2 separate regions of the Mus musculus genome follow, and region 2 is linked to region 1. The links are chromatin loops, found by intact Hi-C in ENCODE. Cell type or tissue: heart. All regions are shown on one strand. Each heading gives the region's core, and the rest is flanking DNA. Links, peaks and the distances in the headings are about the cores only.

Region 1 (15,315 bases), core at 4,277-12,276:
CTTTGGATTCAGGAAAGGTGGACCTGATGACAGAGGTGATTAGCTGTCTTAACACTGAACGGAACTTGCTGTGTGCACACTGCTTGCCACCCCTGTGCATCATTTACTGAGCATTGGTCCCTGAGAGCTTGGGTTTTGTCCTGTTTCTGAAGTGACTTGGGGTTTCTATTGTGATGAAACACCGTGACTACAAGCAGCTCAGAGGAAAAGGCTTATTTGGCTTAAACTTCACTGCACTGCTCACCATTGAAGGACGTCTGGGCAGGAACCTGGAGGCAGGAGCTGATGCAGAGGCCATGGAGGGTGCTGCTTACTGACTTGCTTCCCATGGCTTGCGCTCAGCCTGCTTTCTGATTGAACCACAAACCACTAGCCCAGGGATGGCCCCATCCACATTAATTGCTAATGAAGAGAATGCCCTATAGCCCAGTCTTATGGGGGCATTTTTGTAGTTGAGGTTCCCTCCTCTCGTGACTCTGACTTGTTGACATGAAAGTGTCCAGCACAGACAACAACATGGCCTCGTCCTAGATAGGGGTCTCTTGCTGTGTGTGAGGAAAGGCATCTTGAGGAAGAGAGCTACAGTCCATCATCTAGGGAAGGAGGCTAAGGCAGGATCTGAGGCAGAGGACACTGACCGGGGAATGCTGCTCCCTGGCCGACATGCTCAGTCCGCTTCCTTAGACAGCCCAGGCTCGCCTGCCCTCAGGTGGCATTACTTACACACTGTTTCCTGGGCCCTCAAGAGAATGTTCCCTTAGATGTGCTCACAGGGGACACATTAGTCAGGCCAGGTTCTCAATCAAGGTTCCCTCTTGTTAAATTATTACGCTTGTGTCATGAAAACAGAGTAATGAGCACAGCCCTCAACTTGATCTCTTTGTGTGTGTGTATCCTCAGGAATGGGTGGCTCTCGAGAATCTAGAGGTGGATGGGATTCCCGGGATGACTTCAACTCTGGTATCAGTATTTAACATTCCACTCTTCCCTCGTCCCTTGTTTCTCAGGATGTTCAACCTAGACAGGCTTTGAATTCCTTCCACCAGTGAGACTCTCCACAAGGTCTCCAGCCATACGCTTCGCTTCAGGATTGGTAGAGAGGCCGGCCAGGCCCCTCTTCCTGCTTTCCCCTGAGCCTGTTGCTGGGGCTGTAGCTAGGACAACTCTTGTGTTTCATATGTGGTACAGAAAGAATTAGAAGTGTTTGTAGAAGTAACACAGCAAAGAGGCTCCAGGAGTGCCCAGGTCCCTCAGTGGTGTGGACCCTGGCGGCTGGTATTCCTCTTGAAGGGCGTGGAGCTCTGGTTCCTTCACTTCAGGGTAGATAGGCTCTGCTTTAGCATCCCCTCTTCAGCCAACCCAGGGTGTTCAGAGGATGTCTGCATCAGTAGAGATGAGGGGCACAGGCATGCAAATGCCAAGTCCTCTAGCAACCAGAAATGAACTTATTCATGAAAGTACAGTAGCACACAGTGAGTCTATAATTTTATGTATACACTGGTCTCTGGAAGCATGTGTCTCAGAGCCAGCCCAGGCAAGGAAGCAGCTCCTGGGGTGTTAGGGCCTCAGGTCCTGGAGATAGCCAGTTCTAGGGCCACTGCCTTCCCAAGATGCCTTGTTTCGGCCAAGAATGCAGAGGGAGCCCTTGTCTTACCACACTTGGGTCTCAGAGTCGGCTGCCAGGGGTGTTGCCCTCCAAAACACATGTGGATTTAAGTATTTTGACAGTATTCTAAAGAAGTTTTTTTGTTTGTTTGTTTTTGTTTTTTCGAAACAGGGTTTCTCTGTGTAGCCCTGGCTGTCCTGGAACTCACTCTGTAGACCAGGGTGACCTCGAACTCAGAAATCTACCTGCCTCTGCCTCCCCAGTGCTGGGATTAAAGGTGTGTGCCACCACGCCCAGCTGAATAATTTTTTTAATAAAGGGAAATACAAAGAAGAAAGTAGATGAAAATGTGCCAGTGGAGTGGGGAGTAGGTAGCTCAGCAGCAGCTCGTATGAGGAGAGGCCCTAAGTCCTGCACCACACACACCTCTACCAGAAACGTCAGCCAGTCAGCCAGTGTGCTAACCTTAACTTTGCAAAGAGAAATCGGGGTTTTCATGGTATGCTTCCTAGAAGTCCATAAATGAGTTTGTCTCCTCCTTCGTGCCCTTCCCATTGTCCTTATGGGTTAGGTGTGGGGGTGTTTGTCTGCTATGCATCTGTGTACCGCTTGTGTGCTCAGCTCCCTCAAGTGTCAGAGAGGGCATCTTAAAATGACCCATTAACTATATCCCAGTGCTCAGAGGATGGAAAGCAGTAAGTTAGGAGTAAAAGGGACACAATAAAGGCTGCAGACATTTGTCTGAATGCGTTCCTGGGCCCCCAAACACAGTTCATCTTCCTCCTGAGCACTGGGATTAAAGCTTTTGGCACTTCCCCTATACACACAAACCTCTGTGTGTGTGTGTGTGTGTGCGTGTGTGTGTGTGTGTGTGTGTGTGTGTGTGTGTGTGTGTGTGTGTAAGGTGACAGTTTTCAGAGGAAGTCTCCTTGCACTGTGTGGAAAACAGGCACTGCAGTCAGGTTGGCAGGCTTGGCAGCAAGCACCTTTCCTTGCTGAGCCACCTCTTGGTTTACTTTTGACACTGGGTCTCACTGGCCTGAGTTTAACTGGCTGGCCAGCAAGCCCGAGGACCTAGAGCCCTTGTCTCCCAGGTATGGGATTATAAGCTCATGATACCACATGTGAGCTCGTGAAGACCATCTTTATCCCTGGAGCTGGAGGTGACAGTCGTGAGCCACTGGTGTGTGGTGTGGGCACTGGGAACTGAACTCAAGTCCTGAGAATAACAGGCTTTGGTCTGGCCACCACCACCATTTTTAGTTTTTAATGCAGGCTTCCTATGTGATCTTGGCTGGCCTCAAACCTGGCAGCAATCCTGCCTCTGAGAAAAGCCTTTTTTCTCAGAATTCAGCATCTCTTGAGTAAGCTGCAGTTTATATGTGGGTGCAAGGTGCCTACATTCTTGGGTACTCTCTCTGATTGATATTGTGTGGTCCACGCCACAGCAGAGACAAATGGAATAGTTGCCTTGAATTCCCCAGTGAGAGGCTGGGCATGGCTTAACAGATTGCTTCCCTGGCATAAGGCCTGGCTCCCATCCCAAATGTGTTCTCACCCAGCAAATGCAGGGGGTTTTGTACGCTTTACTTTTGGAAAGTTTCCAGATACTAGACAAACATGACATTGAAGAATCAATTTGTAGAGCATTGTGCATCTCTGTTGATGTGACAGTGTAAACAGTTTTTGACTCTGTCTTCTTTCCTAGGCTACAGGGATGACTTCTTAGGGGGTAGGGGGGGCAGTCGCCCTGGGGACCGGCGAGCAGGCCCTCCAATGGGGAGTCGCTTTCGAGATGGCCCTCCTCTGCGTGGCTCCAACATGGACTTCAGAGAACCCACAGAAGGTATGGCAGCATCCTTGGGACTCACTGTCTGCTCCCTTTAAACCTTCCTTTTTGCCCTGCATTGATCTTAGTCTGATTGTCAGTCATCAAATTTGTAAGGCAATTTTGAAATTAGATAGGTCTTATCATAATGGCTCATAATCTTGGCACTTGGAGAGAGATGGGCAAAGGCAGGAGGATCCAGAGTTCAGTGTTAGCCTGGGCTACATAACAAGTTTGAGGCCAGGCTGGGCTAAGTGAAGCCCTGTCACAAAGGCACAGAGCCCGTTTTACATAATCCATGTTATTTTCTGTCTGCAGAGGAACGAGCACAGAGACCTCGGCTGCAGCTTAAACCTCGGACAGTGGCAACGCCCCTCAATCAAGTAGCCAACCCCAACTCAGCCATCTTTGGGGGAGCCAGGCCCAGAGAGGAAGTGGTTCAGAAGGAGCAAGAATGAGCTTAGGTTGGGAGGGAATGGGGCGTGGGGGAGCTGGAGCAAGACCACGGCCTGGTGGCAGCCGGTCGCCCTACAGGCCCCATTCCCGCCTGGCACTGTCCTCCTTACAGCGGAAACACAGAGCTTGTGAGTGCATGTCAGCTGTTAACAAGTGGTTTCTAGTACATTCTTGGCTTTGCTATATCTATCTAGTGCCTGTTTTGTGCTTTCTTTCTGTTTTCTTTCTCTCCCCTCTCACTCCTGCCCTCTCCCCGCCCTTCCCACGTGGTGTGGATGTTGGTCACGTGTGGAAGGTGGGCTGAGGTGCTTCATCCTTTGCTTTCTTTCTTTCCTTTACACGCCCTGGCCACACTCCGGGCGTGCTGTCCTCTGCTTTTTCTCAGAGCTTCTCTCCAACCTGCATGTCGAGTTCTGTGTTGCTGTGGCTTCTGGGAAAGAGCTAGAGCCACTAGCTAGGTGGCTGGTGGTGACTTGTTGGTGTCCAGCTGGGATGAGCATGCAGAATTGATGCACCTTGGGGTAGAACAAAGAAACTGCCTGCTGCTCCTGAGAGGCTGCTGTGTTTGGGGTCTATCACCCGCCCCAGCAGCCTGATCAGCCGTAGCAGGCTCCTGTCAGACAGTGAGGCCAGATGGGTGCAGGGGAGTCTGGACCTTCTGCACTGGTGGCGACCTGGGTGGCAGTGGCCATGTGGCTTTGCTCCTGCTCGCTCTTAAGACCAAGTGGAAGCTCATTCCCTGCTCTTCCTGGGCCATGGAGGCCGCTTGGGGGTGCAACCCGCTGCAGCTCAATCCGCTTCCTGCAGCTGAGGCCTGTAGGAAGCAGGGGTGGTGCTGGAGCTGCACCGGGCAGCTGTGCTTTGCACTGAGTCTGCGCTCTTTCCCTTGTGTCTGTCTGATCCAGGGCGCTTAGCCCAAGAGGCTGCTCGCCACCACAGCTCAAGGCCTAGAGTCTGGCACTTTCTCTGATCAGTTACCCAGCTGTTGAGACCCTCAGTACCTAGGTGTCTAGAAACCTCTAGGTGTGCTGCTTCCTCTGTGGGGCAGACCCCTGCTCCCGCAGACAGTATGGAGCACTCACTTGAGAGAGAGCAAAGGGGATCAACCAGGTTTGGCTTTTGGCTTGAACAGTTGTGTGTGAACAATGGAAAAGGATTGGCACCCAGTCTCCGTCTGCTCCAATTGGAGCAGTAGGGGTCAGCCAGCCACTAGAGCCTTGGGGAAAGGGGCTGAGAGGTGTGCAGCTTGCTTGGTAGCCAGCAGCTTCCTGCCAGCCTACCCCTTGGCTCGGGATTGTCTTTGTTGCAAGGTCTCGGCAATTTACAGAACTCTCACTCCTTCCCTCGCCTGCCATCTTCTCTGCTTCTGAGATAAGAACCATTTGTGTAACACCAATACCTAACTTAAGACAGACATGCATTGCGTGGTTGTAATCAAAGCTGATGCTTTCAGATGATGTAATCCATCTCCAATGCGGAAAAGACAGGCCCGTCCATCCACATTGCTGGGCACCCAGCTGACTGTAAGAATGGAATTCCAAACACTTAACACATTCAGTTCTATGACAGAAAGTGAGTCTATGGATATGGTATTTTGTGAATGATCTTTTAAATAAAAGAGAACCTTACATAACACTTATGCTTGTCTTTCTGGCCACTTGGGAGCTGTGAACCTTGGGGTGCTACAGAGAAGCATTTACAAGGAGTTAGGCTGGCGTGTTGACCATGGTCCTGCTGCGCACACTGCCACTGAGTATGTTGTGTGACCTAGTTTGCAGAATCCTGATCTTGGAACCTCTAAAGAAGAAACTGGAGGTAGGCTAGTCATCTCGGCACTAGGACATGTGTTTACTGTGTAAGCATTTCCAGCATCCATGTAAAACGTCATGTGTACCCATAATCCCAGCACCCGGGAAATGGAGACAGAAAGATACCTGGACTTGCTTGCCAGCCAGTCTAGCCACATGTATGAGCTCTGGTAAGAGGAGGGCTTCGAGAAGCTAGAGATGGTTCAGTAGTTGAGGGCACCAGTTTCTCTTCCAGAGAACCCAGATTCAATTCCCAGCATCTACATGGCAGTTGGCAAGCATTTGTAACTCCAGCCCAGGAGGTTGGGTGCGACCATTCGAGCCTATGAGTGCCTATGCAGATAAAACACCCTTATACATAAGATGTTTGTGTGGAGCATATGGCACATCTTCAGTCCCAGCATACAGGAGGCAGACAGTCGGGGGCTCTTGAATTCAAGAATAGTGTGGCCCCTACATAGTGAGACCACGCCTCTAAAATGGGAGAGGAGCTTACATGGTTAGTTTACTACTACCTCTGTGGTCCTAGCAGAGTGCCCAAATGGAAAGGATCTTTTTCAGTGTTTAGACTGTACATCAGTGATGTAGATGAGTTCAGACAATTGGCTCCTGGTTTCTCTGCTTTTGTGGGATTTCCTATTTTGTTTTGTTTGGTCCTGGGAATTGGCCAGAAGACCTATATTGCTACATAAAAACTACAACTCCACCACATGCCAGCCTCTATGATGCCCTTTTCTTCCCCCGCCCCCCTCGAGACAGGGTTTCTCTGTATAGACCAGGCTGGCCTCGAACTCAGAAATCCACCTGCCTCTGCCTCCCAAGTGCACTACTGCCCTCTGTGATGTTCTTGCTTTGGGATTCTTTCTGTTGATCCAGAGTCTGAATATTGATGACTTTGGGGGCAGGACCTTTTGTATTGTTGGATGTCCATGATGGATAGAAGATGATGGGTATCCATGTGTGCTACTTAGGGCTGGCAAATGCTGAAGGAAGGAACTGGAGTTGGTGTCCTGTGGGTGCTTGGGATCAAACCCAAGACCTCTGCAAGAGCCGCCAATGCTCCATTTCATTGAGTGGTCTCGCTGGCCCAGAGATTGAGTGTGCTTGAGCTTTTTGCCTGATAAACATGTAATGCCCCCTGTGCATGGTCTGCCCATGGAGTAGTCGGGCATTTGATCTCCCAGAGCTAGAATTAACAGCTCTCAGGTGGGTATATAGCACTTGAACCCCAGATTGTCTTCAAGAGCAGCAGCAGTATTCTTATGAAGGTGACCCACAAAATTGAAGACAGGACAGTGAAATGGCTTAGTCGGTTAAGGAGACTTGCTGCATGCCTAACAGACAGTTTACTCCTCAGAAAGTAGTGGACTTTCACAAGTTTCTCACAAGGAAAACAGCCAATGCATCTTCAGCTCTCAAACATCGGATAACTCGTAAAAGCAGATGCTTACTGTGATGGGTGGCTGTAGTGTTCCGTTGGACCCTAGTTAGTCTGAATTCCCTGGGAGATGCACTAAGTGATTAGCAGAGCAGTGGCTATCCCAGCGTGTCCCTCTGAAGGGAGTCAGACTACCACCAAGGGCCCTTGGGATTGGTAGAAGTCTCATATCATTCTATTGAAATTAAGAATAAACTCACTACTGAAGCTGTGTGAGTCTTTTAATCCCAGTGCTCAGGAGGCAGAGGCAGGCAGATCTCTGGGATCAAAGGCAGCCTGGCCTACATAGAAGCCCTGTCTCAGAACGACAGACCATGGTTCAGGGCTTGGAAATCTGGCTCATCTGTTAAAAAGCGTTTGCTGACCTTCCAGCTACCTCCATAGTAGCTCACAGCAGTATAACTTCTAGGGGTCTGATGCCCTCTGGCCACCAAGAACCAGGCACACAAGTGTTGCACAGACATACATGCTTTCAAGACACTTGGAGTGCTTCAGTAATTCTAGCTATTCCAGGGACTGAGACAGGAGGTCTGCAAGTTCAAGGCCCATCCTGGACTACATAGCCAAGAGGCCGTCTAAAAATGAAAAATTAGAACACTACAGGGGTGTGCCTCCATATCTAGCTGTGCTGTGTTAGAAATGGAACCCAAGCGAGCACCAACTGAACAACATCCCAGTTTTGGTGTTGGTAGGTTGTGTGTGTGTGGGGGGGGGGGGGGTATCTCTAAAAAGGAATCCAGAAGCAGGCACGGGGCTGAGGTTACAAGTGACTGTGCCAGGGATCCAAGATGAATGGGTCCCTCCAGAACTGAGTGAAGTTGGACTACTGTGAGCTACTGTGTAGGTGCAAGTGGGAAAGAGGCCAACCATGATCCTCTTAGGGGTTCTCTGCCTCCCCACCTGACCCCGTGGGGAAAAAAAAGTCTGATGAACTGAATGCATCCGCACTACCTGTGGTCAGCACAGATTTCAATGGTCAACTGAGTCTCCTGGTGATCGTCCCCATGCCTGTGCTACTTTGCTTCACCACAGGGTGGCAGCAGCAGGCTTGGGGCACAGACTGGGGAAGAAACACCCAGGCTAGCACTAAACTCACAGCAGATTGCCTCCTGCCTATGTCCTTCCTCCCCACTACAGGCAGTGATACCCCCAACTGAGAAATGGCCTTGGCTGGGGGTGGAGGGGGTGCTCAGTTATTAGTGTTCTCAAAAGCCTGAGGAACCCGAGCTTGGATCCCCAGCTCTCAATGAAGCTGGGCACAAACGACGTGTGCTCTTAGCTTTGGGGACATGGGAACATGGCTATCTGGAGCTTGCAGGACCAGCCAGCCTGGACTAACTCGGTGAGTCTCTGGAGTCTCTGGCCAGTGAAAGGGAACAGTCAAGGTGGAAGCTTGGTATGGTCCCAACACTTGGGAAGAAGCAGGAGGATCTGTGAGTTCCCAGGCCAGCCAGGACTATACAGTGAAACCCAAAACACAGAAAAATTACAACCAGGAGGTGGCAAGATGGCTCAGTGGTAGAGGTAGTTTCCAGCACGCCTTTTTTTTTTTTTTTTTTAACTGTTTACTCTTTATATTTATTTATTTATTATATGTAAGTACACTGTAGCTGTCTTCAGACACTCCAGAATAGGAAGTCAGATTTCATTACCGATGGTTGTGAGCCACCGTGGTTGCTGGGATTTGAACTCCGGACCTTTGGAAGAGCAGTCAGGTGGTCTTACCCACTGAGCCATCTCACCAGCCCTGCGCACGCCTTTAATCCCAGCACTTGGGAGGCAGAGGCAGGCAGATTTCTGAGTTCAAGGCCAGCCTGGTCTACAGAGTGAGTTCCAGGACAGCCAGGGCTACACAGAGAGAGAAACCCTGTCTCAAAACAAACAAAAAAGAACTAACGTACAAAGAAATAGATGTAATAAAGACAATTTGGGTTTTTTTGTTTGGTTGGTTTGGATTGGTTTTTCGAGACAGGGTTTCTCTGTATAGTCCTAGCTGTCCTGGAACTCACCATAGTGGCCTCTAACTCAGAAATCCACTTGCCTCTGCCTCCCGAGTGCTGGGATTAAAGGCGTGCGCCACCACGCCCGGCTGACAATTTGGTTTTTAAAAAGTAGATGACACAGTCTGCATAAATCTGAGTTCAAGGCCAGCCTGCTCTACAGAGTGAGTCTCAAGACAGCCAGGGCTACACAGAAACTCGGTCTCAAAGAAACTAAAATGTGGAAGACACCAAGACTGACTTCTGGCCTCTACATTCACCCACTACCACCACCCACACACAGAGGCAGCTTGTCTATCCAGCTGTCTCTGGCACAGTGGTCCTTTGTTCCATCTGCCATCTTTATTCCCGTCTTTCTCCCTGTATCCTCTGTCCCTTATCTCTTTTATCTGCCGGTTAGTATTTGTTCTATGGGATTCCACTGCCCTAATCTCTCTCTCTGATCCCCATTCTCAGATGCCTGTGGATGCTGGAAGGATTCTAGCTTCCTCTTACCTGTGGTTGTCAGCGTCTACATATCTGCCTCTCTGTCTTTCTGGTCCTCTCCTGACCTGTGCATCTGTGTGTGTGTGTCCCCATCTCTGGTGTCTGACTGTGGCACGTGCGTGAGTGTGTACATGTCCCTCGAAACTCCGTCCTCTCCATGTCTGTGTCCATGTGAACTCTGGGGTTGACTCTCTACCCGTCGATCACTGTAGCCCTCCCTCCTCCATGTGACCTTGCTCTGTGGTGGGCATGTACTGTGTGTGCTTGGCTTTCAGTCTGCCCGTGCCTGTGCCCATCTCTCACTTCCCATTTTCCCTATGTCTGTTTTCTTTTTTATTGCCTCTCCACCCCCAGGAGTGTGTGCACATACATGTGCATGTGTGTGCACATGCACACTGCACATAAGCCTGTGTGTATGTACATATGCATCAGAGGACAACTAGACACTCACTTCATGGTTCCTGGTGATAGGAACCCTGGTTCCTCTGGTTCCAAGTTGTCCAGCTTGGTGGAACGTGCCATTACCCAGGGAGTCTTTTTTGAGACAGGGTCTCACTGTAGCTGTCCTAGCTTATATAGACCAGGCTGGCCTCAAACTCAGAGCTCTGCCTGCTTCTGCTTCCCAAGTGCAGGCATTTAACAGCACACACCACCATGCCCAGCTTTAACTTCGCTTTGTATCTCTGCATCTTTTTCTGTCTCTGCTCCACCCACTTTGTCATTAACCACCCTAGTAGTCTGGCCGAGGCGGATGTAGAGGAGATGATTCAGTAGTGACAGGAAGCCAACTGCCTTGCCCACTGCTCACCAGAGTCAGTGGTGTTGGCATCAGCTTGGGCAGGTGTGCGGCACAAGATGAAGGGGCCATGGTGAGGAGCCCTCACCCTCAGGTAAGCCTTTCCCAGGGGTGCTCCCCTGTTGTGCTACACCCCACAAGACCCTTAGGGATAGACGGAGCGGAAGCCGAGATACCTGATACCTCCCACCCTGGCCTAGTGCTGTGGCCCTTAAGGAAAGCCTATGCAGGGCTCCAGGCACCCACTTATCTATCATTGGCTTCCCAAACCCCTAGCCTCTGAGACCCCCCAAGAAGCCCCTAGGGTGGTTCTGTCACTACCAGTGACTGGAGAGGGCCAGCTAAGAGCCAGAGATGTGAGATTCTCCCGCCCGTTGAGGGTTGGCTAATGCCACAGGCCTGTGTATGGAACTTGGATGCTTTGGGGAACTGTGCCCAAGCCCTGTTCCAGCCAGGAGGAAGTTGCTATCCCCAGAAGTCCATCCAGGCCTGAGCCAGCTTGTACTTTCTGACAGATAATCCTTGTAACGTTGGTGGGCTCCTTGGTTCCGGCTTTGAACAGGTGGCCCAGATTGACCAGGGACAAGGCCTGCCAGACCTCTGTACATAGACATACTCACATATGTACGTGAACAGTCGCCCGCTGGCCTCCAGTAGGTGTCTTCAGGGTCTTCTCTCCGCCTCATTTGAAGGCCCAAGTTATTTGGTCAGACTGGGTACTGTACACTCCTCCATCAGGGCATTAGGAATGCTGAGGTGGGGAGACCCTAAGTTCAAGGCCAGGCAGTACTCCATTGTGAGGCCCTGCCGCAAAGGCTCAAACCACAGAAATGTTATTCAGCTAAGCCTGCAGGCCTCAGAGTAGCACCCCATGAATAAAGCCATCCCTGGTGTGAGACGGGTCATGTACTTCATCCAACAGACCCTCATGGCCTTTTTACCCCGAAGAACGAGCTGCCGCAGTGATCACTCACGAAGGGCCACTGAGGTTAGAAGCTCCGATGCAGTCCTCAGAAGCAAGCCTTGCTCATATGAAAACTGCCCACTTCCCTTTGAGCTATTTTGGCCCACGGAGCCACAGAGCTGTGGCGGTCCCCCACACACCCACAGCTAGCCCTGCCTGGCCCCTTGGGGCCTTCTGAGACTGCTGGGCCATTCCTCCTGCAGCCCTACCCTCTGTTCCCCTCACCCTCTGCCTCTACTCTCAGGGTAGAGAGCATCAGATAGGATAGAGGGAATTCACCGGGCCTGCTCTGGGTTTCCATCTTTTCCAGTGTTTCTTTGTGGCACAGTATGCGCCTCTCTGAACCTCCATTTGCTCCTTGGGAGGAAGAAAACATTTGGGCTCAGAGGGATCCCCAACTGAGAAGCAAGCCCCAGGCCCTGTCCAGGAAGCACCCCATGTACTCACACCTGCCTTTTTTTTTTCAATATTTTAATACATTCTTTTATTACCACATGTGTGGATGGATGTGCATGTAGCACGGTGTAGGCCAGAGAATAACTTCTGAGAGATAACTTCTCAGCACCGTGTGGGTCCTGGGGATGAATTCAGATCATCAGACTCGGTCGCAAGCACCTCTCACCTGCAAGCTACCTCACCAGGCCCCTTTCAGTCTTTTTTTATCAGTATGCTTTCATTATGCATACTAAGAGGCTTGTGACACTTCCATACAACATGCATCTTGGTCATATTCACCCCCAAATTACCTCTCTTGTCCTTCCCGGTTCCCACTGGTCCCTGCTCTCTTCCCAACTAATCCCCTCCTGATATATTATGTTCTCAGTGGGAGTGGGATAGGGTAGTGGCCCAATGAGTTTCATTAGGTTTGCTTACAGGATGTGAGTGAGGGGTGGGCATCTTACCATTGAAGAAGTGCTCTCTCTCTCTCTCTCTTTCTCCCTCCCTCCCTCCCTCCCTCTCTTCCTCCTTCTCCTCCTCCTCCTCCAGCAATGGGTTTTTTTTGTTGTTGTTGTTGTCGTTTTTGGTTTTTCAGGACAGGGTTTTTCTGTGTGGCCCTGGCTGTCCTGGAACTCACTCTGTAGACCAGGCTGGCCTCGAACTCAGAAATTCACCTGCCTCTGCCTCTTAAGTGCTAGTGCTGGGATTAAAGGCGTGTGCCACCAACACTCGGCTGTCTTTTTTTTTTTAATTTAAAATATTTATGTAAGTTGGAACATGCTGCTACAAGCCTATAATTGCGGCACCTAGGAGACAAATGCAGGCCATTCTCTGTGAATTCCAGGCCAGCCAGGTCTACACAGTGAGTTTCAGACTCACCAGAGCTACACAGTGACTCCCTGTCTCCAAACCACAATGTATGTGAATGATTGTTTGCCTTGCATGTACATGTGTGTACCACATTCATGCCTGGTGCACACAAAGGCTGGGAGAGGGTGGAGTCCCCCGGGAACTGGAGTTATAGATGGTTGTGAGCTGCCATGTGGGTGTCAAAAGAATCAAATCTAGGTCCCCTGGGAGAGCAATCTGTGCTCTTGACCTCTGAGCCATCTCTCCAGCACCCCCTCCCCCACCTTTTCCCCCCTCATGCTGGGAATGGAACCCCAGTGCCTTGCCCTTGCTAGTTAAACATGGGTATATCCCTTCCTGAGCGATTCTAGGCAGGCAGGTGCTCTACTGTTGAGTCATGCCCACAGCCGCATACTGAGAGATGCTAGGCAGTTACTCTACCACTAAGCCACACCCTCACTGGGAGATTCTAAGTTCATCCCTGGGAGACTCTAAGCAAATGTATGCCCCAGGCCTCTTTATGGTTTGAGGCAGAGTCTCTTTGGATTGACCTTTGAATTCACAATATTCCTGCTTCAGCCTCTTGATCACCTAGGAGTCCTGGCCTGCTCCACTTGGTCAGGTGTGTCTGCTTCATTAGCCCCTCAGACCCTGCTGGGCTCAGTAGGGAGTCCACACATGTGCCTTTAGATGTGACCAAGCAGAATAACATAGCCCCTCAGTCTTTGCTGTAGGCCGCTGACAGTCCCTTCCTGTGTGTGTGTCACATGGCTAAGAACCGTGACTATGACACGGCTGAGCCTATGCCACATTCATCATCTCCATGACAGGCCTCGTGACAAACCCCTGTGTGGCCGGTTAGAGGGTACAGATGCCCTGACCAACTGTCCCGGGCCTGAGGGCTTCTGGGGTCCTGTTTACCCCTAGATAACAGGTCTAGAAGCACATGGACTCTCTGGTAGCCCAGACCTCTTGGATGGAGGATGGATGGAAGGCATGGGGTGCCCTTGGAGAGGAAACAGCACTTGGCAGGCAGCTTCTGCAGCCTCAAATAGAATACCAGGCTTGCTCTTGGGGTCCTAAGTAGGCGGTGGCAGGCAAGGGCTGAGTTATATGTAGCCTGCTCCTCCACGTGTTATGCCCACATCTCCTTCTGCTCTTGTTTTTCCCCCATTGAGACAGAGTCTCGAACTCCTGATCTGCCTCTGCCTCACAGGTGCTGGAGTTACAGGAGTATGGGAGTGAGACATCGGAACCAAATCTCCTCTCCCTTCCCCACCTTCTATCACTCGCTCACATCTCCTCTTCCTCCTGTCTGTCTCTCTCTACATATACATCCATTCTTCTCTCCCTTAAAAAATATAGATAGATAGATAAATACATACATACATACATTCATGCATACATACATACATAGGATTGTGCCTTTACCCAGAACTAGTCTGAATTTCCCTGTCCTCCTGGCTCTGTTTCTTAAGGTCCTAGAGCAGTGGTTCTCAACCTTTCTAATGCTGTGACCCTTTAATACAGTTCCTCCTGTTGTGGTGACCTCCCAACCATATTTTCATTGCTACTTCACAACTATAATTTTGCTACTGTTATGAATTGTAATAAATATGACATGCAGGATTTCTGACCCCTAATGACCTCCAGAGGGGTCGTGACCCCCAGGTTGAGAACCACTGTGCTAGAGAGTCACAGCCGTATGCTCAGTTTATGAGGATTTTGGATAGACAGAGACAATGTCCTAAGCAAAGGCCATGTCCCAGCCCCTCCCTGGGGGATTCTAGGCAGGGCTCTACCACTGAGCCACACCCCCAGCCCCTACCTGGGGGATTCTAGGCAGGGCTCTACCACTGAGCCACACCCCCAGCCCCTACCTGGGGGATTCTAGGCAGGGGCTCTACCACTGAGCCACACCTCCAGCCCCTCCCTGGGGGATTCTAGGCAGGGGCTCTACCACTGAGCCACGCCCCCAGCCCCTCACTGGGGGATTCTAGGCAGGGGCTCCACCACTGAGCCACACCCCCAGCCCCTCACTGAGGGATTCTAGGCAGGGGCTCCACCACTGAGCCACACCTTTTCTTTTCTTTTTTGGTTTTGAGACGGGGGAGGTGGGGGGTTGAGGGGTGTGGGGGGTGTTCTCTGTATAGACCTGGCTGTCCTGGAACTCACTTTATAGACCAGGCTGGCCTTGAACTCAGAAATCCGCCTGCCTCTGTCGGGATTAAAGGCATCCGCCACCCCGCCCAGCTTAAGCCACTCCTTTTCTAGTTTGAAGTAGGACCATGTGCAGAAAGAGAGGCCACTTAATCCTTCCCATTCCACATGTGCCTCACACAGGACTGCTTTCCTCAACTGTCTCCCTTGCCCGTGCTAGGGAGCTGAGTGTTCTCATGGTTGCAATAGTCGGTTTCATAAACCCATTAGAAAACTCATTCACCAGACTGCGGGGCTTCACCAAGGCTGGGACAGCCGCTACCTTGGATGTGGCCTGGGCTAACTGAGGATTTGTAGCCTCCTCACACCAGACATCTCTCAACATCCCTCTCTGTGCCCCAAAGACCAGCCTCATTCTGAAGGTCCTTGAGTCCTGTCCCACAGCGGGGGACCTGTCCCTGATGTATACAGTCTCAGGGTTACATC
Region 2 (15,315 bases), core at 3,386-11,385, 290 kb before region 1:
ATGGGCTCTTCACTCTCCCTGGCCTGGACCAGCTCCCTGCTGCTGTTGCTGGGAGGCATCCTGCTCTGTGTCAACATCCCAGTATGCAGAGACTTTCCCCGTTGCATTGAGACCCCTAGTGCTAGACCTTCAGGAGCCAACAACGATACCTTAGGTAAGTGTCTCTCTTCCCGCCCCTCCCACCTTCCACCCCAGACGGAGTTTGTCTGTGTAGACCTGGCTGTCCTGGATCTCTGAGATCCGCTTGCCTCTGTCTCCCAAGTGCTGGGATTAAGGGTGTGCACCACCACTGCCCGGCATCTCTCACCTTTTGAGTTGCTTATTTTTAGACTGACCTCCGATCATCTTCTGATCCTATTCTACAGATGTTTGATGGCCAGCACACTCACGTCTGGAGGGGAAAACTTCCTCAAGAGGCCTCTCTCCAGGTTCTAGAATCATTGAACTGGAGGGAGGAAAGACAGGTCTACGGAGCTGCCCACAAGCTGTGTAGTGGACTCTGGATGCGGCTAGCTGTGTCAGCACCATGCTGAGGTGGGCTTCTTGGTGCTGAAGCTGCCCGAGTCTCCTATCTAAGGGACCCCAATAAAGTCATTGTTCCCCTAGACTGGACTTGGATAGAGCTGTTTCTTTGTCTGTAGTTGTTGTCTCAATTTGCGGTGACTGGAAATCAAGAAAAAGGGAAACAACAGACCCCAGAACAGTCATGCTAGGGCTTGTTGGTTGTTGGAAGATGGGCAAGAAGAGACTGAGCCAGCCTGGTGTCATCCTGGCCCACTGTGACACTTTCCTGAAGGTCTTGTCACCAGGCACTACTCTGAAATTACTGATAGCCCTTTGTCCCGGCACCTCTGCCGCTGACTTGCAGAAGTTAATCACTGATACTGATAACCACCTGCTCCTGGCTGGTAGTCACTAGGGTAGCACAGATGCCAGCCCTCAGGAGACTCCAGCCTGGCCCCATATATCATGTGTGTGTCTTACATGTATGTGTGCTTGTCCACATGTGTGATGGGGAGAACACGTGTGTGGAGGCCAGAGAGAGATGTCTTCCTCAATCCTTTCTCTGCCTGATCTTTGAGATCGATTCAGCCACTGGAGCTTGAATTCATGGAGTCTTGTAGACTTGCTGGCCTCCTGCAAGCTCCAGCGATCCTCTTGTCTGTGCTCTCTCAGTGCTAGGACTGCAGGTGTGCGCCTCCACATGTGGCCTTTCACATGAGTCTTGGGCTCTGAACTCAGGTCCCATGCTTACTCCCTTCCTTCAGAAGTTCTGAGCTGTATGGTGAGGAGGAGGAGGGGGTGGAGGAGAAGGAGGAGGGTTGTATGTGTGCAAGGATAGGGGTGTGTGTTCCTCCCATGGCTTGTGACTCCTGTAAACCCAGGTGTCTTTCTTATTTCTTATTTATTTCTTAGTTGCTCTGAGCAAACGGCTGACAAAAGGTACTTTAAGGAAGGGTTTATAGTGGAGGAGGTGGTGGCCCATTCCTTTGATCCCAGCACTAGGGAGACAGAAGCAGGCAGCTCTCTGGGTTCAAGGCCAGCTTGATCTATAGAGTGAGTCCAGGATATCCAGGGCCACAAAGAGAAATTCTGTCTTAGAGAAGGAAAAGGAGGAGGAGGAGGAGGAGGAGGGGAGAAGGGAGGAGGACAGGAGGATAGGGAGGAGGTAGAGGAGGAGGAGGAGAGGAGGAGGGAGGAGTAGGGAACAGGAGGGGACAGAGGGAAGAGGAGCACGGCAAAGAAGGAGGAGGAGTGGGTGGATGAGAAGAGGAGGAGAGTAGAGGGTCAGGAGGAGAGAGGAAGAGGAGGAGCAGGAAGAGGAGGAGGAGGAGGAAGAAGAGGTGGAGGATCTAATATGTGGTCAGGGACTGAAGTTTCCCTCTCTGCCCTACCCTCTGACAGTCATATAGAAGATCAGTACCACTGGATCCCTGTGTCACCTGCTGTGACCACACTTGCTAACTCACACATTACACAGATACTGGTGTTAGTGGAGTCTCTGACTAGCTTTGACCTCACAGGGAAAGCTCTGTCAGCATTCCTCTAAAGGGCACCGTCAGCTCTTAGAATCCTGTAACTCAGAGCTGGTCTGCCCATCACCCCCCACCCACATCCAGTTTCCCTGTCCTGACTCTCAGGGACTCTGAGCCATGGCTCCCCTGGACAGACAGCAAGGTATGAGCTAGCCTCTACCTTCTGAGTTTGTTTACCTCACACACACACACACACACACTCTCTCTCTCTCTCATTTATTTATTTATTTATTTATTTATTTATTTATTTATTTATTTATTTATTTATTTATTTATTATATGTAAGTACACTGTAGCTGTCTTCAGACACTCCAGAAGCGGGCATCATTTCATTACGGATGGTTGTGAACCACCGTGTGGTTGCTGGGATTTGAACTCAGGACCTTCAGAAGAGCAGTTGGTGCTCTTAGGACCTTCAGAAGAGCAGTTGGCGCTCTTAACCACTGAGCCATCTCGCCAGCCCTACCTCACACTCTTTTAAGAGTCCCTTCTGTAGTTGTTCCCTGAGAACAGAAACATTCTCTGGGAGACTCAGGAAACTTACCAGACTCCAGAGGCCCCTCCCCAGGTTCTAGATGTGGCCAACTATTGCTGAGGTAGGGGAGAGGAGACTCTTGTAGGGAGCTTTCAAGTTGTGTAGAAAATCCCGGGATAGCGTTCTCTTGGGTTGTCTTCAGTCTGTGATGGGTTGTCTGAGTCACTGGTGATTCAATGAACATTCCATCCCTCCCCCCTCCCCCCCCAACTGTTTGTTTCACCAAGTTGGACTCAGATCAAATCATTTCATTATTTTCTGTTTGGAGTGATCAGGAATAGCCTAAAAGGAACACAGTAGATGCCTGGGATGCTAAGGTCAGTACTGATGGCTGTTTGGGGATGGGCCAATTAGGACAGAGCCAGGCTAGCACCACCCTGGCCCAGTCAGATACCTCTCTAAGGATCCCCTGGTTGTCACTGGTCTGGCATAAATGAATAGATTATAAAGAGACACCTTAGCTAACAGAATATTAAAGCAAAGAACCCCAAGGGATTGGGATATTCCCAGGAGTCTTGTGCTAGGAGAAAAGTCTGGTCCAGCCAGAGCTGGGCAAGGCAGATTGACCGTCCCCTCCAGAAAGGAAATTTACAGCCTTCTAGAGATGGTGGTGAGCCAGTGATGGGCAGGATTGCACTTTAATGGGCACAACTCGGTTGTACTCATCCCTAGCCCTTTATTAAATGTTAATATCACTTCGGGACCCAAGGGTTTCACTGGATCTCTCTGTCTGTTCTTCAAATGTGGGTGCATTTAACAAATCCCCATTTTAAATTAGTTTAGTTTCCCTAATTGGCTTATGGAGGACAGAGTATGAACTTGGCCTCATGGGGCACAGACTGCTAGCTGATCAGCCTGGCATCACTGCTACTTGCCTGCAGTCAGTAAGCTGTGGTGCTGACCACCTGCTCCTGGTAGTTAGATTGTACCCACTATCCCATCCCACAGGGCACTCCAGCTTGGCTGAATGGAGATGCTAGGTTGGTGTGTGTGTGTGTGTGTGTGTGTGTGTGTGTGTGGTGTGTGTGTGGTGTGTGTGTGTGTGTGTGTGTGTGTGGTGTGTGTGTGTGTGTGTGGTGTGTGTGTGGTGTGTGTGTGTGTGTATGTGTGTGTGTGTGTGTGTGTGTGGTGTGTGTGTGTGTGTGTGTGTGTGTGTGTGTGTGGTGTGTGTGTGTGTGTGTGTGTGTGTGTGTGTGGTGTGTGTGTGTGTGTGTGTGTGTGTGGTGTGTGTGTGTGTATATGTGTGTGTGTGTGTGGTGTGTGTATATATGTGTGTGTGGGGTGTGTGTGTGTGTGTGTGTGTGTGTGTGTGTGTGGTGTGTGTGTGTGTGTGTGTGGTGTGTGTGTGGTGTGTGTGTGTGTGTGTGTGTGTGTGGTGTGTATTTGTGTGTGTCTAGATATGTGTGGTTGTGTGTCTTAATCTTCTATTGTTGTGACAAAACACCATGACCAAAAAGAACTGGGAAAGGAAAGGACTTATTTAGCGTATACTTCCACAGCATAGTCAAAGACAGTCAGGGCAGGAACTCAAACAGGACAGGAACCTGGAGGCAGGAACTGAGTCATTTCTCTCCTTCTGCCGCGGGGTTCCTAGACTTTGAACTTAAGGTTGTAAGGCAAGTGTCTTTAACTGCTAAGTCAAGGCTTCTCAACCCGTGGGTCGCAACCCCTTTGGTAAATTTCTATCTCCAGGAACATTTAAATTATGATTCATAATTACTTTGTAATTACAGTGTTAAAGTGGCAACAAGATTAGTTTTACGGTTGGGGGTCATCACAACACGAGGAACTGCATTAAAGGGTCACAGCATTTGGAAAGAGTTGAGTTTATTCAGGGATTTTTGTTTTAAACATCCAGGCTTAGGATTTCCATTGCTGTGAAAAGACACTATGACCATGGCAACTCTTATTTTTTAAAATATTAATTAGTTTATTATTTAGTGTATGTGAGTACACTGTCGATTTCTTCGGACCAGACGAGGGCATCGGATCCCATTGCAGACTGTTGTGCCCTGTGTCCCATTTTCCTTCTTCTGGTTTGTCTTCTCTTGCTTCCTGATCGTTTCCCCTCTGCCTGGGTCTCTTCCCCCCACTTAGCTTCCATCTCATCTTCCGGGTGGTCTAATGGTTGCCCACGCTGACCTCAGACTCAATGTGTAGTCAAGGATGACTTTGAACTCCCTGGCCTCTGCCCCTCTCTGCCTCTCTGCCTCCCTCTCTGCCTCTCTCTCTGCCTCCCGCCTCTGCCTCCTGCCTCTGCCTCGTCTCTGGAGCATGGGTAGGAATTACAAGCACGGGCCACTACATCTGGTTTATACAGGGCTGAGAGGACCAAACCCAGGGCTTTGTGCAGGCTGGGCCATCATTTTACCAACTGAGCTACATCCCTGGTCTAAATTTCAATCTCTCTCTCTCTTCAAAATCTTTCAAAAAGATCTATCTGTCTGTCTGTCTGTCTATTTATTATATGAGTACACTGTAGCTGTCTTCAGACACACCAGAAGAGAGCACCAGATCTCATTACAGATGGTTGTCAACCACTATATGGTTGCTGAGATTTGGACTCAGGACCTCTGGAAGAGCATTCAGTGCTCTTAACCACTGAGTCCAGAGACTGTTAGTTGATATTGTTTTTCCTATGGGGTTGCAATCCTCTTCAGCTCCTTTAGTCCTTCCCCTAACTTTTCCACTAGGGTCCCTGGGCTCAGTCCGATGGTTGGATGTTAGTATCTGCATCTGTACTGGCCAGGGTCTGGCAGAGCCTCTCAGGGAACGGCCATGCCAGGCTGCTGTCAGCAAGCACTTCTTGGCATCAGCAGTGAAGTTGGGGTTTGGTGTCTGTAGGTAGGATGGATCCCTAGGTGGGGCAGTCTCTGGATGGCCTTTCTTCAGTCTCTGCTCCATGTTTTTTGTTTGTTTGTTTTGTTTTTGTTGTTGTTGTTGTTCTGTTTTTGTCTTGTCTCTGCATTTCCTGTGAGCCTGGGTGTGTCAGAACTCCTAGGGGTCAAGCTGTAGCTGGGTGTGATTGGGGTGGGGAGTGTTGGAGCACAAGGTCCACTCCCGGGTGCAAGTGCAAACCAGGATTGTGTCCCTGGTTGGGTGGGAGTTCCTGAGTCCCCTGAGCCTGGCAAACATATATTAATGCTGTCACACTACAGGTAGCTCCTTGGAGCTTTCTCTTTTCACTTAATCTTGTTTTCCAGACTTTTCTACGTCAACCCGAACAGATTTCATTTATTCCAGCCAACCTTAAGTCATCCCTCAAAGGGAGTTTCCAATTTTATTTATCCATCTCTTTACTGATGGAAAGACCCGTCTGCAGCTCTGCACTTATCTTTACTCACGAGCAGACGTTTCCGTAAGGGGTCCTTTTGCCAATGGGGGTTGTGAAGTAGGATCAGTAGAAATTAGAGCAAATGTATGGAAGGTTGAATCTTCCAGCCCCCTCCCTGGGGGATTCTAGGCAGGAGCTCTACCACTGAGCCAACCATTCAGCTCTTGGTCTATTTCTAGTTTTAGTTGTCCATGTGTTCATGGGCAGCATTTGCATGATCATTTCCTGTATGGATCTTTAAGATCCTGCATCAGGCTCTGGGCTCTGCATAAATTTCAATTTGCCCTGTAAAGTCACTGGTGCACGATGTGCCCTGATTCTTTTGTTTTTTGCTAAGGAAGGGGAGATAGCATCTTGGTGTGTCTTTGATTCACATTTCCCCCTGACTACTAATGAGACTGGACTATGTTTGCACAAACCTCATGGCTCTTTTGGTTCCTTTTGTTAACTTTCTTTGCTTCTGTGCTTCATCAGGTCCTTTGTTTTAAAAAAAATTTTTAAGCTTCTCTTTCTTTTTCTTCCTCCCTCTTTCCCTCCCTCTCTCCCTTCCTTCTTTTCTTTTCTTCTTTCTTCCTGTGGTGTGAGTGCACACATGACAAGGGTCTTGCCTGTGGAGGCCAGAAGACAACTTGGGGCAATAGTTTCTACTTTTCCACCATGTGTGTTCTGGGGATGGGGCTAAACTGATCAGGGTTGGTGTTAAGTTCTTTAACCTCCACCTCTGATCTCTTTCTTTTCTTTTCTTGTTTTTCTTTTCTGTGTTGGACGTGGAACTCAGTCTTGCACCTGTTAGCCACGTACTTTACCACCTCCAAATTCCAGCAGAATCGATTCTCTCCTTATACTGTGTGTATCTCTGGTCTGGGGCCAAACTCAGGTCAACAGTCTTGACAGCAAGTGCTTTACCAACTGGCCAGGTATTTGATTTCTTTTCCTTTTCTTTCTTTTTGAGACAGGGTCGGTCTCTCTCTCTCTCTCTCAACCTCTCTCTCTCTCCCTCCCTCCCTCCCTCTCATTTTTTCAAGGCAAGGTTTCTCTGTGTAGCCCTGGCTGTCTTGGAACTCACTATGTAGACCAGGCTGGTTTTGAACCCAGAGATCCACCTGCCACTGCCTCCCGAGTATTAATGGCATGTGAACTTACATATAATAAATAAATAAATCTTTTTTTTTTAAATCCAGCTTTTTCCAAGCCACAGAAATTAAAAAAAAAAAAAGTCACGTTAAAAAACTGGAAATAGCAGGACGCGGGGCAGAAGACTCGGAAGTTTGCCTTAGAGACACGGAGAAATGGAGGCCAGGTGGGGTTGCATGGCTTGCAAAGCCCCGTTTTCAATCCCGAGTTCTGCACATATTAACAAGAGGGTTAAATAAAAGGAAGACTGTGAGTCTCATTATCTCCGGGTGGTTCCCTTCTTGTAACCCAGGCATTGACTGGAAATGCACAGGGAGCTCTCTCAGGTGTTTCCAGGAGGTTGTTACCAGGAAATCAGCCTTGCAAAATGAGAAACTTTATCCTGCCTGTCAAGCGCCCTGCTCGCCCCTGCGGTGTCTTCTGCCCTCACGCGACCGCATCGCGGTACTGCACCTGCTCGGAGCTCTTTTAGGTCTTGTTCTGGGGATGTGAGCACGCTTCTCCAGGGAGGAAAGCAGAATGGCGCCCCCTGGCGTGGTGCAAGGCAGCGTACACTGATTCCTTTGTACTCCCAGCTGGTCATCCCTGCTCCTCTGAATGGGGAAACTGCAAGACTGCACACTGGTTCTTCAGCCTGAAACTGATGGGGAGAGGGAAGGGACAGAGAAAGAGGCCTGGGGGGGGGGCGGTGAGGACAGAGGGGTCTCAGTTGAGGATGCTAAACTGAGGCTTCTCCTATGGCAACACTGCTACCCTTGCGGTCCAACTTGGAAAGTAAGGCCATAGAGAGCCCATCTCCTCCCTCCTTCATTTTGTTCTTCTTTCTCTACATCCCTATCTCCCTACCACTCAACCCCCACATCTGGCGGTAAACTAGGCGATTCTGAAATGGGCTCTGAGTTTTTTCCCGATAGTAGGTAGACAATTGATCCTAAGGCTAGACATCTGTGATGACCATGGAGCCAGACTTGACCTCAGAGGAGCAGGTAAAGGGAGCTATGGCAAAGGGTAGTGTGTCATGTGGCAACTGGGTCCCCATGGCAACTGGACCCCCACCCTGTGGCATCTGTGAGGTCACCCTGCCTCTCCTGGCTGGAGGAATGGGTGGAGGCCAGACATGGAGGCCGCTCCCCGGGTCAGATCTGGCCTTCTCAGAATTCTTCTGCGGGCTGGGAGGCTCTCTGCACTGGTAAGCAGGGTATGGAGAGGGGACCTGGAGAGATTCAGCCATTCCCAGCCACCAAGGAATAAACAGTCAAGTCCTGAGAGCCCCATCTCCCAAGTGCTGTGGCATAGCTGTCTATCCGCAATCTTGTTTCCTTCTCCTCCTCTCCCCCTTCCTTTCTCTTCTCTCTTCCGTGTGTATGTGTGTGTGTGTGTGTGTGTGTGTGTGTTTAAGATAAGGGTCTATTATGTAGCCCTGGTGTCCTGGTACTTTCTATGTAGACCAGGCTAACCTTGAACTCAGAGATTTGCCTGCCTCTGCCTCCCCTGTGCTGAGACTAAAGATGTACATTATTATTCCTAGCCCTTCATTTCTTTCCCTTAAAAAGATTATATATTTATGTCTATAAATAGTGTGTGTGTGTGTGTCCTCTCCTTCCACCATGTGGGTCCTGGGGATTGAACTCAGGCCGCAGGCTTGGCAGACAGTGCCTTTACCTGTTGAGCAATCTCATTGGCCTACATTCCCTTTCCTTTCCTCACCCCTGCCCTTCTCCCTCCCTGGCCTCCTCTCTTTCTTTCTCTCCTTTCTGTTTAGTGTGCATGTATGTGGGTGTGGGTATGATGTATATACATGTGTGTAAATGCCTGTGTGTGCACATAGAAGCCAGAGGAGGGTGCTCTCTCTTTCCCTCTCTTTCCCTTCTCCCTCCCTCCCCCCTCCCTCTCCCTTATTTCTTTGATTCTTGGAACTTGGAGTTGATACATTTGTTTATTCATTTTATTTTGTCCAGCAGCTTTGCAAGCCACAGATATCCTCCTGTCTTCAAAAATACCTTCAGTACTGAGGTTGCATGCATGCACTGGGCCACGTGTGTCCTGAGTCATACATGCACTGGGCCACGTGTGTCCTGAGTCATACATGCTGGGCCATGTGTGTCCTGAGCCATACATGCACTGGGCCACGTGTGTCCTGAGCCATACATGCACTGGGCCATGTGTGTCCTGAGGCATACATGCACTGGGCCATGTGTGTCCTGAGCCATACATGCACTGGGCCTTGTGTGTCCTGAGGCATACATGCACTGGGCCACGTGTGTCCTGAGGCATACATGCACTGGGCCATGTGTGTCCTGAGCCATACGTGCACTGGACCATGTGTGTCCTGAGGCATACATGCTGGGCCACGTGTGTCCTGAGGCATACATGCACTGGGCCATGTGTGTCCTGAGCCATACATGCACTGGGTAATGTGTGTCCTGAGGCATACATGCTGGGCCATGTGTGTCCTGAGGCATACATGCACTGGGTCATGTGTGTCCTGAGCCATACATGCACTGGGCCATGTGTGTCCTGAGCCATACATACACTGGGTCATGTGTGTCCTGAGGCATACATGCACTGGGCCATGTGTGTCCTGAGGCATACATGCACTGTGCCATGTGTGTCCTGAGGCATACATGCTGGGCCATGTGTGTCCTGAGCCATACATGCACTGGGCCATGTGTGTCCTGAGGCATACATGCACTGGGTCATGTGTGTCCTGAGCCATACATGCACTGGGCCATGTGTGTCCTGAGCATACATGCACTGGGCCATGTGTGTCCTGAGCCATACATGCACTGGGCCATGTGTGTCCTGAGGTATACCAGCACTCGGCCATGTGTGTCCTGAGGCATACATGCACTGGGCCACGTGTGTCCTGAGCCATACATGCACTGGGCCTTGTGTGTCCTGTGGCATACATGCACTGGGCCATGTGTGTCCTGAGCCATACATGCACTGGGCCATGTGTGTCCTGAGCCATACATGCACTGGGCCATGTGTGTCCTGAGGCATACATGCACTGGGTCATGCCTGCTCTGTTTTATTATGTGGGTGCTGAGACCAGAACTCTCTGATCCTCATGCTTCACCAGCAAGTACTCTCCTCCTCCTCTTCCTCCTCCTCTTCTTCTTCCTCCTCCTCTTCTTCTTCCTCCTTTTCCTCTTCTTCCTCCTGCTCCTCTTCCTTCTCCTCCTCTTCCTCCTTCTCCATCTATACCTCCTCACCTCCCCTGCTGTCTTACTATGTGGTCCTCAAACTCACCACGTAGCCCAGGCTAGTTCCAAAACTCACTGTATAGCCCAGGCTAGCCTTGAACTCTTGACCTCTGTTCAAGAGCAGTCATGTGCACCAGGCCTGGCTTCCTATCCTGGTCCTTCAGATGTACATTGACCCTGAGATTCCCATGGATATAGGGTACCAGGTTGATCATCTCTGTCACCTCTGGGCTGGAGGCTTATGCTCTACCAGAGAGGCACACTCTTCATTGAGGAATTCTCAATTACAACTTTATCTCCCCCGCAACTTATCCCACTTCCTGGTGAATAGAAGACACCTTGAACAATCTGCCACTCAGATGAGAGACCTGGAAATCTGTCTCTCCTTCTCTCTGTCACAGTAGGTCTCACATTAAATCCGCCACCCCTCTCCCATGTCTCTACATCTCCCTGTCCTTAATGATACCTATATGCCCAGATTCCCTCATGCCAAGGGCAACCAGGATTCTAGGCAAGCCCAGGTATTTGGGAGAAGTCAGCCAGCCCTGCATTCGAATTTCACAGAGTTAATTAGAGGGGAGATCATCTCTACTTATGAGTTTTTAATTTTTATTAATCATTATTATTGTGTGTGATGTGTTTGGTGGGTGCTTGCTTGCCACAGCACTTATGTGGAAGTCAGAGGATGATTTGGGGACATTGGTTCTCTCCTCTTCCCTTTCCGTGGTTCTGGGGTCAGACTGAGGTCACCACGCTCGTGGGGTGAGAACTTGAGCCACTGAGCACTCTATGCTCGTTCATTTGTTTGGTTTCATGTAGATGAGGTTAGTTTTGAACTTCCTATATAGCCAGAGGAGCTTGGACACTAGATCCCTCTGCTCCTACCTGCAAAGTGCTGAGACTACAGGCATGCAACACCTCTCTTGGTTTTATGAAGAGCTGGGGCTTGAACCCAGGGTTTCATGCATGTTAGACAAGCACACCACAGCCAAGCTCCATCCCCATGCTTAAAAGTCACTCTTACGGGGCAGGAGAGATGGCTCAGCAGTTAAGAGCACTGACTCTTCTTCCAGAGGTCCTGAGTTCAATTCCCAGCAACCACAAGGTGGCTCACAACTATCTGTAATGGGTTCTGATCTGCAACAGCATGCTTACATACATTAAAAAAAAAGTCACTCTTAAAAAAAATCTTTGGAGGTAGAGGCAGGTAGATCTCTGAGTTCAAGGTCAGCCTGGTCTTGTTCCAAGACAGCCAGGGCTACACAGAGGGAGAAAAAAGATTATAGGCAGGGCATGGTAGCACATGCCTTTAATCTTAGCACTCAAGAGGTAAAGGCAGGAGGATCTCTGTGAGTTCAAGGCCAGCTTTATCCACATAGCAATCTCCAAAATAGCCAGGATTACCTTGAGAGACCATGTCTCGAAAGAAACCAAAATCAAATGAATGAATGAATGAATGAATGAATGAATGAGAGACTATTCCTGTGTATCACAAGTGAATTGAGACAGCTCACAATGACCGAGCAACCCCTATCTCTAAAGCACTGGTTGGGTTTCACCCAGGTTGGTGACACTGGTGTCCCCATCTTCCTACAGCTGATCCAGAACCGCACTCACTTGTACCGCTTTCTGCTCCTGAAGATGGCCATCTTTCAGCACTGGGTGTTGGGGCTGGCCCAGGAAGCCCGGGGTTCAGGCAGTGACCAGGCCCGCCAGCTTCCGGAAGTCATCATAACCTGTGCTCTGAGTTTGGCCCTTCGAGCTGGACTAACATTGCTGTGGGTCCCCATGTGGCTGCTGCTCTGGGGACCCAGGCTGGCATACAGAGTCGGGCTGTGCTGCACTCGTACTGTGAGGTTGGCCCTGGGGCATCTCTGTGTCTGTGAACCTCTCGGTCTGTCTCCAGCCACCTTCAGGGACCTGTTTCTATCCTGCCTGCACAGCCTGATGCTGGTAGCTTTGCTGCTGCTGCTGCTAACCTGGAAGCTGATGCAGAAAGCCCATCACTTTAGTCTGGGCTGGCTGCCCAGTCAGGTGGGTTAACAGGGATGCAGGCTGATGAGCTTGGGGACTTTGGGTGTGGCCACAGCTGGTCAGTACTGGCCATGGGAAGGTCCTGGGGGCCACTTAACATGCTGTCTGTCTGTCTCTCTTAAATTATTATTATTAATGTGTGTGTGTGTGTGTGTGTGTGTGTGTGCATGTGTGTGTGTGTGTATGGCAGGAAGCCAGAAGAGGGCATTAGATCCTCTGTAGCTGTAGTGACAGGCAGTTGTGAGCTTGTACCTACATTACCTAATGTGGTTAATAGAGATCAAACTGGAGTCCTCTGCGAGAGCAGTATTTGCTCTTAGCCGCAAACCCATCTCTACAGCCCCGTACAACATTGCTTTTAACTTTTTTCTCCAGAAAGTCTCTTTAAGAAGCCCTGGCTGTCCCAGAACTCCATCTGTAGACCAGGCTGGCTTTGAATTCTTACAGCTCTGCTTGCCTCTGCCTCCCAAGTGCTGAGGATCAAAGGGGTGCGCTCCCACCACCAGGCTCATAGAATGTTACTTAAAAAAATTTGCATGTTGCACACAAGTGGGTGTCAGCATCAGGGTTTGTTTCTTTTCTTCCACAATGCTAGGGCTGGGGCCGGGGCTCAAACTTGGCCGACTTGAGCCATCCTTCCAGTCCTTACCAATGCTCTTGCCTGGCCGGACCCTCCTGCAGAATTCTGTGTTGCTGGAAGCCCCGGCCCTGCTGAGACGCCTCTACCTGTGGGTGGAACACAGGACCACACTCACTTCCTGGAACCTGGCCTATCTTGTCACTTGGACGACCTGCCTTGCTTCCCACCTGCTTCAAGCTGCCTTTGAACACACAACCCAACTGGCCCAGGCCCAGGAAGTCAAATCCCAGGAGACCTCGGGGCCCCCGCCTCAGTTCTTAATTCCAGAATCCTCCACCACTGAGTCTGGACCCCTCCCACCCCAGCCTGAAACCCCTGGAGAATAAATGTGTCCCCCACCTGCCCCTCCGACTCACCATCTTTTTGCCTCGCTATTCTGTGGAAGTCTATTCTGTGCCATGTGTGCACATGTGCATCTGTGTACCTGTGCTTGTGAGCGCACAGGGGTGAAATCCCAGGCTCAGCACTTCTGGAAGGAAATCACATTCCTCACGTGCCTCTCAGGTGTCAGGCATCAACCTCCTCTGACACTTTACATATCGTTTAGTTCGTCTCCTAGCAACCCTAGCATCTGGCTTGACTCTCATTTTCCACACTAGAAAACTGGGCCTCTGAGATCGGACATTCCCAAGGTCATGAAATGTGTCAGCGTCGGCTCAGGTCTCCAGATGGCTTTGTTTCCCAGGTTGCTATGTCTAAATCTATGCCCCTGGTCCTTAGCTCCCTAGGGATTTAAAGGGAGCTGGGCAGTTAGAGGCTCTGACCTCTTGGGGGTGCCAGGAGCTCACAGTTTAGAGATGTAGGCAAAATTTTGGAGTAGCTCTCCTAAAGTCTGAAAGTAGCTTATCCATTCACCCACATATAGGAATGGGTCTGCATGCTCACCGCTACATATACACACCCGCCGACTATCCAGAGGACCTCTCTCTCCTCCTTCCCTTCTTCCCACCTTTCCCTCCCTCCCTCCCTTCTCCCTCCCTCACCTCTCTGCTCCTCTCTCCCCCATCTCTCCCTCCCTTCCCCTCTCTCCCTCTATTCATCCATCCCTCCATCTTTCCATCCCTCCTTCCCTCTCCCCCTCCTTCCCTCCTTTCTCCTTCCCTCTATCTACCCATCCCTCCATCCACTCAAAATTCACCCATTTAACCATCCTTCCAAACACCTCAAATTCATCCATCTATCCTTCTATACATCCAAAAGTTCAGTTACCCCCTCACCCACCCACCCATCCATCCATACACCCCAAATTCATTCTTCCATCCCTTTGCTCCTAAATCCATCTGTCTATCCCCAAATGTATCCCCCATCCCACCCCCATCTACCCATCCTGCTCCCCCCACACACATGCATTCGTTTGCTCTTTTCTCTTTCCAGAAACGTCATAGCACAGACTATCAACCTCCCCCAGGCAAGGGAAGACTTCTCCAGTCTCCTCAGCCTCTCACTGGCAAAGGCAGGCTCCTTCAGACCCAGGCTCACCCAGGCTCTGCAGAGTCCTGGCCTTAGATGAGTGATGCGTATGAGGAAAGAGGAGGGGCTGATTTCCTGAGGGTCAGCCGTCACCTATCACCCCTTTCCCTAGCTCAAGACCTGGCATCTGTGTGAGTGTGTGTGTGTGTGTGTGTGTGTGTGTGTGAGGTTCAGAGAACCTACGTTCCCCAGCCTCACCCTGTTCCTCATCTTCAGGGCAGCTAGTGCCTCCCTTATGACTGTAAATGGTCTAGGTTAGATGTGTCTTCCACGTTCTTCCTCCAAATACAAGAAGCAACTTACCTGCCTTCGAGAGACCTGAGTGGGCTCTTTTTGTTCAACGTGGCTGGAGCCTGTGGAATGACCTACAGGCCCCTGATTAAAGGGCAGTCTCTTCTGGGTTCCAGAGCACCCACAACTTATTGGGAGGACCTGGGTACCAAACCCGTGAAAGTGCTTGAGCTGCCAGGAACCAGGGTTAAGGCCTCAGCATTGAGACAGAAACAGCAAAATACAGGTGGAGAGGAGTTCAAAACCCAAGAAGGGAGAGGAAGGTGACAAAGGTCTGAGTAGGGTGTGTGGGGGGGGCACAGTGTAAGCAGAGTGGGGCTGGGGGCCAGGGTGGAACCAGCCCTGGCATTGAACTGAGGTGAGACTGTCTCTCTGTGGGACTGACACTGGCAATTGTTTTTTTTTTACTAGCTCCCCTGCTTCCGTGTGGCATGAGTTCATTATGTGTGCACATGTGCAGACATGCATGTGGTGGCAGGAGGTTGACACTGGGTGTCCCCTTTATGACTCTCCACCTCTCTCCTTGCACCTGAAGGTCACTGATTTCGCCAGACCAGCTGGCCATCTACATCTCCAGACCCCTGTTTTTAGTTTATTATTGATGTTGTTTGTTTTTTGAGATGACATAGCCCTGG

Evidence for each region. Hi-C counts contacts between places; a loop is a spot of excess contacts. Peaks named below come from ENCODE experiments on the same cell type or tissue, not always from the same donor. Only the 100,000 strongest peaks of a DNase experiment are listed, where the experiment ranks them.
Region 2: it touches region 1 in a loop (2.6-fold over the local background); 2 of 42 quality-filtered maps call a loop at or near these places.

What each region holds. Positions count from the first base shown.
Region 1 is chr5:134,610,086-134,625,400 of GRCm38, reverse strand. It overlaps Lat2 (linker for activation of T cells family, member 2), which reads left to right and starts at 10,376. Exons shown (of 13, transcript NM_020044.3): 1 at 10,376-10,512. Eif4h (eukaryotic translation initiation factor 4H) reads left to right here. Exons shown (of 7, transcript NM_033561.2): 4 at 1-35; 5 at 901-960; 6 at 3,315-3,452; 7 at 3,753-5,529. The coding sequence ends at 3,892. In heart, for the core only: a CTCF peak has its summit at 8,162 (motif pointing right); DNase peaks (open chromatin) are centred at 8,170, 10,430, 10,860 and 11,480.
Region 2 is chr5:134,899,541-134,914,855 of GRCm38, reverse strand. Tmem270 (transmembrane protein 270) reads left to right here and starts at 8,123. Exons shown (of 3, transcript NM_194065.3): 1 at 8,123-8,228; 2 at 11,842-12,279; 3 at 12,961-13,263. The coding sequence starts at 8,157. The coding sequence ends at 13,245. It overlaps Cldn13 (claudin 13), which reads left to right. Exons shown (of 2, transcript NM_020504.4): 1 at 1-154; 2 at 366-606. The coding sequence ends at 373. In heart, for the core only: a CTCF peak has its summit at 7,508; a DNase peak (open chromatin) is centred at 7,505.